2 separate regions of the Homo sapiens genome follow, and region 2 is linked to region 1. A link is a contact called in ENCODE Hi-C or POLR2A ChIA-PET data. All regions are on one chromosome and are shown on one strand. The core of a region is the stretch at or near the end of the contact, and the rest is flanking DNA. Distances in the headings are between cores, read along the strand shown. Region 1 overlaps TTC3 (tetratricopeptide repeat domain 3). Region 2 overlaps VPS26C (VPS26 endosomal protein sorting factor C).

The links. Hi-C counts contacts between places; a loop is a spot of excess contacts on that map. ChIA-PET counts read pairs that join two places held with the same protein, here RNA polymerase II (POLR2A). Pooled maps may share reads with other maps.
Region 2: a loop to region 1 is called in a pooled map, with 2.1 times the contacts of the local background. The contact joins two enhancer-like sites. A Hi-C loop is called at or near these places in 1 of 168 maps with a recorded cell type or tissue (PC-3) and 3 of 50 pooled maps. POLR2A ChIA-PET finds 5 or more read pairs at or near these places in 5 of 52 experiments (GM12878, MCF 10A, activated CD4-positive, alpha-beta T cell and 2 more).

The regions. Positions count from the first base shown.
Region 1 is chr21:37,178,643-37,184,951 of GRCh38, reverse strand. It overlaps TTC3 (tetratricopeptide repeat domain 3), which reads right to left. Exons shown (of 46, transcript NM_001330683.2): 36 at 2,039-2,178. Among named protein-coding and RNA genes, the nearest start is that of TTC3-AS1, 12 kb to the left of the region's middle. Within about 2 kb of position 3,576, at least 2 of the 41 ENCODE cell types and tissues checked have a DNase peak (open chromatin) inside an H3K27ac peak, as active enhancers do.
Region 2 is chr21:37,255,741-37,261,907 of GRCh38, reverse strand. The region is part of intron 1 of VPS26C (VPS26 endosomal protein sorting factor C); the gene reads left to right. Among named protein-coding and RNA genes, the nearest start is that of VPS26C, 8.5 kb to the left of the region's middle. RefSeq lists enhancers at 3,249-3,841, 3,830-4,109, 3,842-4,434, 4,520-4,619. Within about 2 kb of position 3,512, at least 35 of the 41 ENCODE cell types and tissues checked have a DNase peak (open chromatin) inside an H3K27ac peak, as active enhancers do.

The DNA.
Region 1 (6,309 bases), core at 2,327-4,826:
ATGTTCTAGTCATTTCTTAACGAATACTAAGTGTGATCAAGAGCACAGAAACATCCAAGAAATCATTTTTCATGTCCCTTGTGCATCTCTGAGAAAGAGATCCAAAAAGTTTAAAGATTTTACTTAAAAATCTAAATAGAAAAATTGAGCTTTAAAGCATTTATTTGGAAAATGTAAAAAGCAGGCCAGGTGCAATGGCTCATGCCTGTAATCCCAGCACTTTGGGAGGCCGAGATGGGTGGATCATCTGAGGTCAGGAGTTCGAGACCAGCCTGGCCAACATGGTGAAACCCCATCTCTACTAAAAAAAAAAAAAAAAAAATAGAAAAATTAGTCAGGCGTGGTGGTGGGCACCTGTAATCCCAGTTACTCGGGAGGCTGAGACAGGAGAATTGCTTGAACATGGGAGGCAGAGGTTGCAGTGAGCTGAGATTGCACCATTGCACTCCAGGCTGGGTGACAAAAGCAAAACTCTGTCTCAAAAAAAAAAGCAAAAAACTTAGAGAGAAGCGTGTGGCTTATCTTTAAATTGTGACAGGAAAGGTAAAGAAATCTAATAATAAAATGGAAAAAAGTCAACAATAAAAAGTTTATTCTCCAGCAGAAATTAACTTTTATGCTAGTACAGAAAAAAAATTTCTTATCATTAACAGCCTCTAGTTACCTTGTCTAGTTTGACAGTATGTCTGAATTGAACAAAAAAAGTATGTTAAATATAAATATTTCCACACTTTTTAGTAACAAAATGACCAAGACTGGTCATGCTCAAATATTAGAGGTAAAAAGCTTTACAGACATTATTGTTTCCGTAAGTGTGTTCTACTAGTGAAGCTACTTTGATCATCAAAATGACATGACACAGGGAGTGAAAATTCTGAGGCAGTGTTTTACTTTTCCTCATTGTTTGAGGACTGCCTAAATGTAATGCTAGCAAGACTCATAATGAAAGTCATCTGATCATATGGCATGCGGCATGGAAAAACACAAAAGCCCTTGAAAGGTGAGTGTGTAGCGTGGCCCCCCAGTGAACCCAGCCTCCCATTATTCATGCCCTTGAATCTGGACCAAGCCTATGACTTGTTTTAAGGAATAAAAGGTAGCAGAGATGATGCTGTGACAGTTCTGGGCCTGAACCTTCAGGAGGCCTAGTGGCTTCCACTTCTGCACCATTTGAAGTCCTTAGCTACCATGTAAGAAGTCTGGCTATCATAATAGAGATCATATGGAAGGACCACATAAATAAAAATCACAGAGAGGCTACACAGAGAGAAAGTGAGGCCAAGCCACCCCAGCATCCCAGCTGAGGCCACCCCCAGTCATCACCCAGCTAAATTCAGCCACATGAGGACTCCTGGCAAGACCAGCAGAAGAATGGCCCAGCTGAACTCAGCCCAGATTGCAGGACCATGAGCAAATACAATGGCTGCTAATAAAGAAACTGACTTTTGGGTGTTTTCTTACACAGTGGTAGAAAACAAGCTGAAGAATTTGACCTATCACTGTTAAGAGCAGAGGGAGGTTAGGGATGGATCACAGAGAATCTTAAAACACACTCTTGGCCCACCTGACAATCATTCCTAGGATCTGTATATGTTATCAAATCGTTCACACTACAAGACAAATTTTAATAATTTATAGATTCAGGATAAAAGTAATTATAAATAATCATCACAGAATCTTACTTTTGAAAAGAACCTTAGATTTTAGACCAGCCCCCATGTTTTGCTGATAAGAAAAAAGAGGGCCAGAGAAAGGGATGGTGTTCAAACTGGAAGGAAGTCAGTTCCTTGGGGATTCTCAGTTCCATGCTACTCTCACTTTTATATAATTTATCTGAAAAAATGTTAAGTTTAGAAAAAAATTCAGGTGAGATAATTACTCAATGAATACTTTTTTAAATGAGACAAAACAATGAAAACAGTATTCATTTTTACTTTACTTGATGTAGTTTAATATTAAATATCAAAAATGTGAAAATAACCAAAAGCCACAATATTTTTTTTTAAATAAAAATTACTGCCTTTCAATCATTACTTACATTTCACTGGCATTTGAAACCTTTTTAATTTTCTTCTTCAGTGATTTTAGTCTTTCTTGGATTTCTTTTTTTTCCTGTTGCCATTTTTTAATTTCTCTTTCCAAATCTTGAAGGAACCAATCTAATTCCGTCTTTGAGATCTAAAAACATTTAGAAAGTACTTAAATAAATGGCAAAATATACTTTTTAACAAAAGAGACTGAAAGGCTAGAATTGTGACGGTGCCATAGCTTAAACAATGACCTAAGTTCAGTGGAACACACTCCCAAGCTGGCGCCCTGTGGCAGACTATGCCCCCCAGCCAAGCCTGGGACACCAAGTCACACCAGACAGCCACATCCTACCCGCTACGTGTACCTGATTACAGTAAGACACCCCGAAGAACCACTCCGACGTGCCCAGAAGTGTTCACACTTACTCTCCAGCCTAAATGATTCTCTAATCTACAGGGAGTGTATGCATGTTTTAGTTGGCAAGGCCAATAGTTTTTGTTTGCTTTTATAAATATAAATGTAATCCTCTTGCTGGTCATTAAAGGCATTTGGGTTGAGATACCTGCCAGAATTTCAGGCAGTGTGACAAAGAGAAATGAAAACCTCTTTGGAGACAATGCTAGTTACCGTTCCCCTGGAGGGTTTGGTACAGCACCACTTGACACCTAACCCTCTTTGTCAACTTCCTATGTAGTTGCTGGTTTGAAACTTCTGAATCTACACATTCTCTAAAGGTTTGATGTCTTTTTTGAAGTATCATCTATTTAATTGTAGCAAGGGGTTTGGGTGGGGCACATGCTTATAAATACCAGTCACTTATAAGTAAAACATTCCCTATGTTAATATTTCTAATAATTAATTTAAACGTGAATCAAAGCAATATTTAAAGGAAACAAATATTTTCTAGTTTAAAATCTCACTATTATCAATGACGGCTTAATGAAATCCTAACTTCACATTTGCTTTAGGGAAACTTTTAATTTTTTACTTCCTATCAGGTTCCCTACAGCCTGAACTTCCTGCTTAGGCTTAGAGCACACGTAGGTCATTTCAGCTATAGAAACTCGAGGTCTTCTCTGTAAGAAAGGACACTAAAGTCAACCTACATGGATTCCATAGGAAATCATGGCCCTCAGGTCAAAAGCTCTATCAACTTAAGAGACCACTACTCCCTCTTCAGCCTTAGACACCAAGGTTTTCATGTTTTTTAAAGGCAGATTTGCTAACCAGTCAAGGTCCTTTAAGATTTCTGAATCCTACAGCAGGGATAAGGTTGATTTTGGCACAGGACAACTGTTCTTAGGTGGCAAAAATTGAACAACAGCTCAGTAATGTTCCCTTTAACATAGGAACCAGTTCTTCCCACATCTTCTTAGCTGCAACCTTGTTGATCCTGAATTTCTTGAGTCATTACTGTGACTGAGGTGACCACCATGCCTACTCTACTTAAGAATCCTGTGTTCCACCTGGTTCGGTTCTACCAGGACCAATGTGAATTTGTATGCCTTGCTGCTGGCAGCCAAGCCAATCTTGTTTCTCACCTATCCTGTGCTCCTATTCTGAGCCAATGATCTCACCTGGGATCCATCCCTTTGGCTGGGAGATTATGTGCAACCACAAGGTTATGCTGAGGCATAAGAACCTAGTTGGCAACAAGTACCTAAGGGAGTTCAAGTATCAAGAAGCACAAAGTATTATAAACATATGTGCACATACATACACATATAGCTCAGGCAACGAAAATACCACATGAGTTCATCTTCTGTTTGTACTAACCACTGCTGAATGCCATAGCTGCCTCACAATGCTAAACAGGTCAGCTATCACGAGCTTGTTTCTGACTGCATGGAAGACAGAATGATCTCCTGAACGTTTTTCTTTCAAACTTAGCATAAAACAAATAGGCTATACACAACTGTATCTGCTATATTACAGTTTATTGACATAACTATAAACAATTTCTTTTTCTCAATTAGGAAAAAACTTATCTTTTTTATTAAACCTCAGTGTTGTTCTAAAATAAATATTTGAGGTACCTTTGATAATATATACATAAATATTTAATTTTTTTTTTTTTACATTTTCTAAAGTTTTATTGTTTCATTCTTACTGAAATTAAAACATTCTTTTTTTTTTCTCCTTATAAAGCCATTTTTTTTTATTATACTTTAAGTTTTAGGGTACATGTGCACATTGTGCAGGTTAGTTACATATGTATACATGTGCCATGCTGGTGCACTGCACCCACTAACTCGTCATCTAGCATTAGGTATATCTCCCAATGCTATCCCTCCCCCCTCCCCCCACCCCACAACAGTCCCCAGAGTGTGATATTCCCCTTCCTGTGTCCATGTGATCTCATTGTTCAATTCCCACCTATGAGTGAGAATATGCAGTGTTTGGTTTTTTGTTCTTGCGATAGTTTACTGAGAATGATGATTTCCAGTTTCATCCATGTCCCTACAAAGGACATGAACTCATCATTTTTTATGGCTGCATAGTATTCCATGGTGTAAAAAAAAAGATAATATATACATAAATATTTAAAAGACAAAATAAAAAGAATGCTAAGCAGATAAAGAAAACAGAATAGAGAGAGAGGAATGACAATACAAAACCATGAGTGAGAGTAATATAAAAATGAATGGCATGCAGTCCTAACCATTCTTTAGAAATAACATGAAAACTTTCTGGCAGACAAGGTCAAAGAGAAAATATAATGAACTGTACAATTCAATATAAAACATAAAAACAAACCAGTTGCACAAGAGAGGCCCTGGAAGTGATGGCAGACAGAAGGGCCTCAAGAAGAGGATGCTGCAGAAACGCCCCACAAGACCAGCACAGAGCCTGACACTTAAGAGAACATTCAAGAAATATCTGTCACATGAAAGAATGGATAATATCCCCAACTCCATACTAGCAGTAAACAAAGCAGCAAACTTCACAGAATGTGAGCCTGATGTCCTCTGATGTAGGCTGATAGAGAACATGAAAACACAATTCATTAAATGCAGCTTTTCAGGGGCCAAGCACACACTGTTTGATAAACATTTGCAAAGCTCCTAGTTTGTATACTAAGCTAGGTGCTGTCAACCAAAGATAATTTTAAAAACCACCCTTCTGGGGCTGGTGGCATGTGTTTGTAGTCTTGTCTACTCAGGAGTCTGAGGCAGGAGGATCCCTTGAGCCCAGGAGTTCTACCTTGGCAATACAATGAGACCCCCATTCAAAAAACAAACAAAATGAAAAACAGTCCTTACTTTCAAGATCACAGTTTGGTAGAGAAAATATGCATAAAAGATAATTACTATACCATACTATTTGAAAAATTAATGTGAAATGGATCACAGACCTAAATGGGTAAGCAGTGCGCTTGAAGTAGACGGGTTTCTTAGCTATGACACCAAAGGCACAAGTAACAAAAGAATAAGAGAAATTGGACTTAGTGTACTCAAAGTAAAAACTTTTGTGCTGCAAATGATACCATTAGGAAAGTGAAAAGGCAACCCACAAAATGGAGACAGGAGATACATTTACAAATATGGAAGATGGAAGTAAATATGTGCAAATCAAATATTTGATAAGCAACTTGTATCCAGAATATAGAAAAACTCTCTGTTTTTGTTTTTTTGAGACAGGGTCTTGCTCTGTTGCCCAAACTGTAGTGCAGTGGCAAGATCATGGCTCATTGCAGCCTCAACTTCCTGGTCTCAAGTGATCCTCCCACCTCAGCCTCCTGAGTAGCTGGAACTACAGGCATGTATCCCCATACCTACCTAATTATTTATTTAATTTTTTAATTTTTTTGTAGCGAGTGAGGGTCTCATCACATCGCCCTGGCTGGTCTTGAACTACTGGGCTCAAGCAATCCTCCTGCCTTAGCCTCCCAAAGTGCTGGGATTATAGGTGTGAGCCATCATGCCCAGCCCTGTTTTGTTTCTTTTTTTTCCTTTTGAGACAGGGTCTCACTCTGTTGTTGCCCAGGCTGGGGTGCAATGGCATGATCCTGGCTCACTGTAGCCTCAAAACCCCTGGGCTCAAGTGACCCTCTCAGCTCAGCCTCCCAAGTAGCTGGGACCACAGGTGCGTACTATCATGCCTGGTTAATTTTTTAACTTTTTGTAGAGATGGGATTTTGCCATGTTGCCCAGGCTGGTTTCAAACTCCTGGGCTCAAGCGATCTTTCTGCCTTGGTCTCTCAAAGTGCTGGTTTTATAGGTGTAAGCCACCGCACCTGGCCCAAAAACTCTTATAAGTCAATAATAGAAAGACAAA
Region 2 (6,167 bases), core at 2,263-4,762, 77 kb before region 1:
TAACCCTACCCACATCCTGCTGGAGAGGAGACTGGAAGTAGGATCACTCCATCTAGATTCTGGGAGAAGACCCTGCTCCAAAGGACCTTGATGAGGTTTCATGGTTTGGTAACCTCATGCACTGTGGGAATGTCAGAGGACCCCGAGATAATGCTTCACTGCCAAGTCTGAAAATTGTGTCCACAAGATTTGATTGGTAGTATTTTCTATCATTGTACAACTTAAAATATCTTCTAATTTCCATTTTTTTTTTTGACATGAGTTGTATAGAAATGTGTGCTTCAGTTTCTGTTATAGCAACAACTCTTGTCACCCATAGCCTTACAAAAATTCCTAATTTTAATATTTAAATTTTAGAAACTTTCTTACAAGCAGAATTACAAAAAGAGTAACTAACAAGAAAGTGAGATTGTGATGGGATAACGGAATGTCAAGTCTAATTGTCAGGAAAAGACAAAATAACATGGGAATGACAATCAAAATGGACTAAGGACTTAGAAGATCCGAAACTATGAAGCTACTAAAAGAAACATTGGGGAATGCTCCAGGACATTGGTCTGGGCAAAGATTTCTTGAGCAATACCTTAAAAGGACAGGCAACCCAAGCAAAAATGGACAGATGGGATCACATCAAGCTAAAAAACTTCTACACAGCGAAGGAAACAAAGTGAACAGAATAACATGGGAATGTTTTCTGTAATTTAGTAGTAACTGGCAATAGTTTACAAACACATTTTGTGTATACTGCTGTCATTGCACTGATTACCTTCTGTTGTAGTGACTTTGTTCTATTAGTCCACTCAATTAAAATATTTGGTTTTGTTTATCTTTGTATTCCTGGGCCTGGCAGTACTCACCACTTAATAGGTGCTCAAAAACTTTATTAAATGATGAGTTGAAGCCCTGAAACATTTAAACAAAATGCAGAAGACTGATAATTTTATAAATGCATTGATCAGAAAGGGGAAACTATGGTATTGTAGGCACATTATGGATTTTGCTTCGTAATTATAAATAATATTCTAGGTATCAATTTCAGACAGATGTTGATAAGATTTATTCTTATTTTGACATAGCCCCAGAGCTACACATTGCACCCACCATTACTTGTATTTGCTTTAAAATAGTCATTCTTAAGATCATGATTCAAATAAATTGGGAGTAGAGATTCCAGAATTCCTATAAATATGGTTTTCTCTCTGATTCAGGAATGGAATATAATAGAAAATTGTCCAAGGTTTGATTTTCCAGGGTCTTCATCCCAGTTCCTGTGGCTCAGCGTGAATATAGACCCTTTCTCCAAGCTTGCAGCATTGCTGTTGGGGCACCTTCTCCCTAAGCATCCTTCCACTTGGGTAGAAAACTTCTTTTTTTAAGTATTTTATTAAGATAGAGATGAAATCACGCTATGTTGCCCAGGTCGGTCTCAAACTCCTGGCCTCAAGCAATCCTCCTGCCTTGGCCTGACAAAAGTGTTGGGATTACAGGCATGAGCCACCACACCTGGCCTAAAAACTTGACTTCTGTTTCCAAAGACCCATGGGTGATATGAGATAATCAGGAATTGTGTTAAACATTCCCTAATTCCCTACTTCCAGTGAAAGATTAAATTTCCCATGGAAACACCTAACTAATACTGTTTTATAACTAGGTAGACTAGGATAGCCTTTTCCAGCTCACAGAGTGCTTTAATCCTCCATATACTGTTAAGAGGTAGCGTTTTCTCCGTTTTGTGGTTCAGAAGACTGAGGCCCAGAGAATTCAGGGACATGCCAGGGGGACTGATGATAGCAAATATTTGAAGTTGCATCTTTTTATTCCTAAATCCAGGATTCTTTGTGCCTTCTCTGGGTCTTAATTCTCATCTGTAGAATGGAGATGATACCTACTCAAAGGTTGTATTTTAAAAATTAAATGAGATAGTGTTTTAAGACACTTATCCTAGCTTCCAACACCTCGTGGGGGCCGCAGTAATAGGTGGTGGCATTGTCATGTTCTTTTCCACGCTCCGAAGTCTGTTCACCCTTAGAATTGCCCTTTGTATGCCACAATGCTAGTTACGTTAGTACACCCTCCAAATGGCATAATGAGTGCTTGTCAGATGCTTCACAGATTGTCAAATATGTGCCCACTGTCTATGTCTGCTTGGAGGAAGGAGAGTCAGTGACCAAGGAGAACATACGGAGGTGACGGCGATTTTGGCCGTGAGAGCCAAGTGTGATTTTGGTGTTGCTGCAACTCCTTTGCTTAGTGCAGCAGATGTGTTCTTGATCAAAAAGTTGGACTCAAATGCACTGTAAATTACTTTGTGTCTTGGAACGCTGTAGGGGAGCTTATTGGTTAGAAAAATCCTGCAGTAAATCTTTCTGTAGTGTAAATATAATTCATTTGTTTTTATAAATCCAGAATGTTTTACATTCTTAAATTCTGGCACATGTACTCATGAAAATGACATTGTTAAATATTATGGTTGTGAAAAACATAAATAAGAGATTTACTCCCCAGCATAGCCAGGTTACAGTGAGAAGAAATTTATACACTGTGGACTGAGTACTGTTACCTTAAGAACCTCAATACTACCTTAATTGGGCATGCCCGTAATTTCTTATGAAAAAAAAAGGAGAAACCCTATACATAACAGTTCATTATTATGAAGAAAAATTGCAAAGCTAAAATGCTAGTTTTTTTGTTTTTTTTTTTAAGCTTAAATATTCTACTTTAACCTGCTGGATTCTTAGTAAATGAATGATCAGTTGTAACAGTGAATGCTTGTTGTAAGGACTTAGGGTATAAAAATTTAAATCTCTGAGCCAGAAGAGATCTTAAGGTAATTTTGAGAGGTATGAACCTTTTAGGAATACAGTCATCCAAACTTTAAGTAGGTCTCTTCTTCTGCCAATAACCTAATACTCCTGAAAAAGCTTGTCTGTTAAATCATAACCTAAACTCTTATATAATGCATAAGAAGCATTTTCAGAATTATCCGAGATTGTCTGAAAACTGGGATGCGATCAAAAGTGTTCATGTAGTTCTCCACTTGGTGTTTGTTGCTGCAAATCTTGTACCAGCCTGCGCCTGAGCATGGTAAAGCCTGCTTGACCACCGCGGCGTGTTTCGATACTGGACAGGTCTCAGCCTGCTTTGCACACACTTCACCCCCTGCAAGCTGCTTGCTAGATCTCCCTCGGCCACGGTGGTGGGCTTTTCCTCTGCCTCCTCCTAATGCCGAGTCCCCGGTGCAGACTCGCCTCCGTTATGTCATCTAGGAGTCTACTCCGTGTCGCCAGCCATGCCCTCTCTTAGGCCCGAAACCTGCAGCCTACACCTTCTGCCTGTTAACAAAGGAAGAAAAAAGGAGAAAACTTTATTTTCCAGGTAACAATATGTAGACTGAGGACACGTAGCTTCCAGGAAAACGAAAGCACGGAAGCCTGGGGTCCCCACCGCGCGTTCATCAGGTTCGGGGCGCTGGGAATGCCCGGCGCATGCGCAGAGGTAACACGTCACATCGCATGTTCCTTTTGGCGCCAGGTTTTAACACTGAAAAGAGGGGTTGCGGCTGTGTCGAAAGGTGAATGGCAGGGCACGGAGACGCTTTGTGTGCGCAGTCTCTGTGAAACGGCTGCAACCGGCCTGGGAACTGCAGCGCGGATCAGGAAAGGTTGTTTGCAAGGTGCCTCCTGCGCAATCGGTGCTGCTGCCGGACGCCGGGGCGGAGGCGCCCGGGTCAGTGGCACTCACTGAAGTCACTGGGCAACGTTTTCCTAGAACGGGTTTCTGCTGGCTGCAGGCAGATCTCACGGCAGTTAACCTCGTAGTGTGAGCAGTATGGGGTTATGTGAGCAACCCTTCCCCCTGCTGTGGCCGCTTAGTCTCTTCACGAGGGTCTCATCTCCGCCACACACTGGCCAGCTGGGGCCGCGGGTACCATGTGCAGCGCAGCGCAGGCTGGTGGGCGCTGCCGGCTGGTGGGCGCTGCATGGTGCTTCACTGTCCCCTGCCTCGTGGCCCCGCTCCCCGCTTGGTGCCCCACCCGGAGGCAGCAGAGCCCATCGTTCTGTCTGGACTGTTTCCAATCCAGCTAACGCCGACTTTCCTTTCCGCCGGTCCCTTGCTGCCCCTTTGTCCCCGTCCTCCCACGCCTCTGGTACCCTCGCTCCCCACCCCTTTCCCTCCCCTCCAGTCCTTTCTTCCGCCCGTGCTTGGGGCTGACCATGAGCAAGGCAGGGTTGTGAAAAGCTGGAAGGGGAAGCCAGCTTGCCATTTGCTTTCTGCTTTCATTTCAACCACACTGGAGTTTGTGACGCCCTAACACTCCCCATTTCACGCGTTCCTTTTTTCATCAGGTCGTTGTTATACAGACAGGCAGTGCTTTTACTGCATGTGGCTACACCCCCACCCCAACCCAGTTACTTTTCTAGGTTTAAGCTTCCGTTCAGAAAACAAACTGACTTGTTAGCCATCGGCTAGGTGGGCTGACCTGCGTCCCCTCCCCGAGAGCACACAGGCCAGACGCTTCGGAAGAGCGTGGTCCACACGTCACCTGCGAACAGGGACTCGCCCACGAGAAGCCGCTACGGCCTCAGAGGGAACCTTGCCTGTTTGCCTGTCCAGAGCGCAGGGAGAGGTCAGTTGACCTCAGATCCTGATCCTTTTTTACTTTTTCCAGAACATTTTCTAGATCAGTTGTTTACAGACCTCATTTTGGGAAACCGCACTTCCTATTTTTACATATATTTGCTTTTTTTTGTTTGTTTTTTTGTGTTTTGTTTTTTTGAGACAGAGCCTCACTCTGTCACCCAGGCTGGAGTGCAGTGGTACAGTCTCAGCTCACTGCAGCCTCCACCTCCCAGGCTCAAGCGATTCTCCTGCCTCAGCCTCCCGAGTAGCTGGGATTACAGGTGCGTGCTACCACGCTTGGCTAATTTTTTATTTGTAGAGACAGGGTTTCTGCATGTTGCCCAGGCTGGTCTCAAACCCCTGGGCTCAAGCGATCTTCTGGTCTCAGCCTCCCAACCACCATGCCCAACTCCATATTTACATTTTTAAATTATAAAATGGTAAAACTTTATTATCAGGAATAAAAGAAAAAAGTATGTCATACAAACGCAAATATGTAAAGATGTAATTTTTGTAAAGTACTTCTTCTTGTCCTCTAACTTAGCTACACAGAACACTTTATGGACATGTTTACATGGTGAGCAGCCATGAAAAAGACTGCCTGGGCTTTTTACTCTCTGTAATAGAGAGCTTGTGCCGTCACTTGTTGGCAGAAAACAAATCCAGGCTCAGAGAAATAGTGCCTTTCCAAGGTGATAGAAAATAGATTTTACCTTTCATCTGGTAAGTTACAAATGGTTGTTTCCTTATAAATAAGTCAATAAAATGAACATCGTTTAGCATAAAGATTTTCCAAAAAAGCAATGAAACCCTTTTATTAAATGAAGTCTTATATAAAATTCTAATGTCAATTTTAATAATACATATTAAAATACTTTATTTTATAAACAGATAAAAGCAGAGCTGTTCTACTTTAAGTGAGAATATCTATTTCCTCCCTCCCTTCCCTGACTCTTCCTCACATCCCAAAGTGGCTGCTGAGGTGTCTTCACAGGCCTACGGCCAGTGGTTCTCTTGTAAAGTATTAGTTATAGGATGTTGTGACTAGCAAGAGGCAACAAAGTTGAAGTTTTTTCATGCCAACCCATTTAATTTGGTCCTGTGTCAAAACTTACAAGTTCTGTTAGCTTTCAGATATAATACAGTGCCTAGGGCCGGGCACGGTGGCTCATGCCTGTAATCCCAGCACTTTGGGAGGCCGAGGCAGGCAGATCACCTGAGGTCAGGAGTTCAAGACCATCCTGAACAACATGAAGAAACCCTGTCTCTACTAAAAATACAAAAATTAGCCTAGTGTGGTGGCGGGCACCTGTAATCCCAGCTACTCAGGAGGCTGAGGCAGGAGAATCACTTGAACCTGGGAGGCGGAGGTTATAGTGAGCTGAGATTGCACCACTGCACTCCAGCCTCTATCTAAAAAAAAAAAAAAAAAAAAATGCAGTGCATAGAATGAGGCTTTAAATATTTTGCCTTTATTTACTGGAGCATTTAAGCCAAAAAGGTACAGACCCACCAGTTTACTGACTATCCTTTGATAGTTTCTGCCA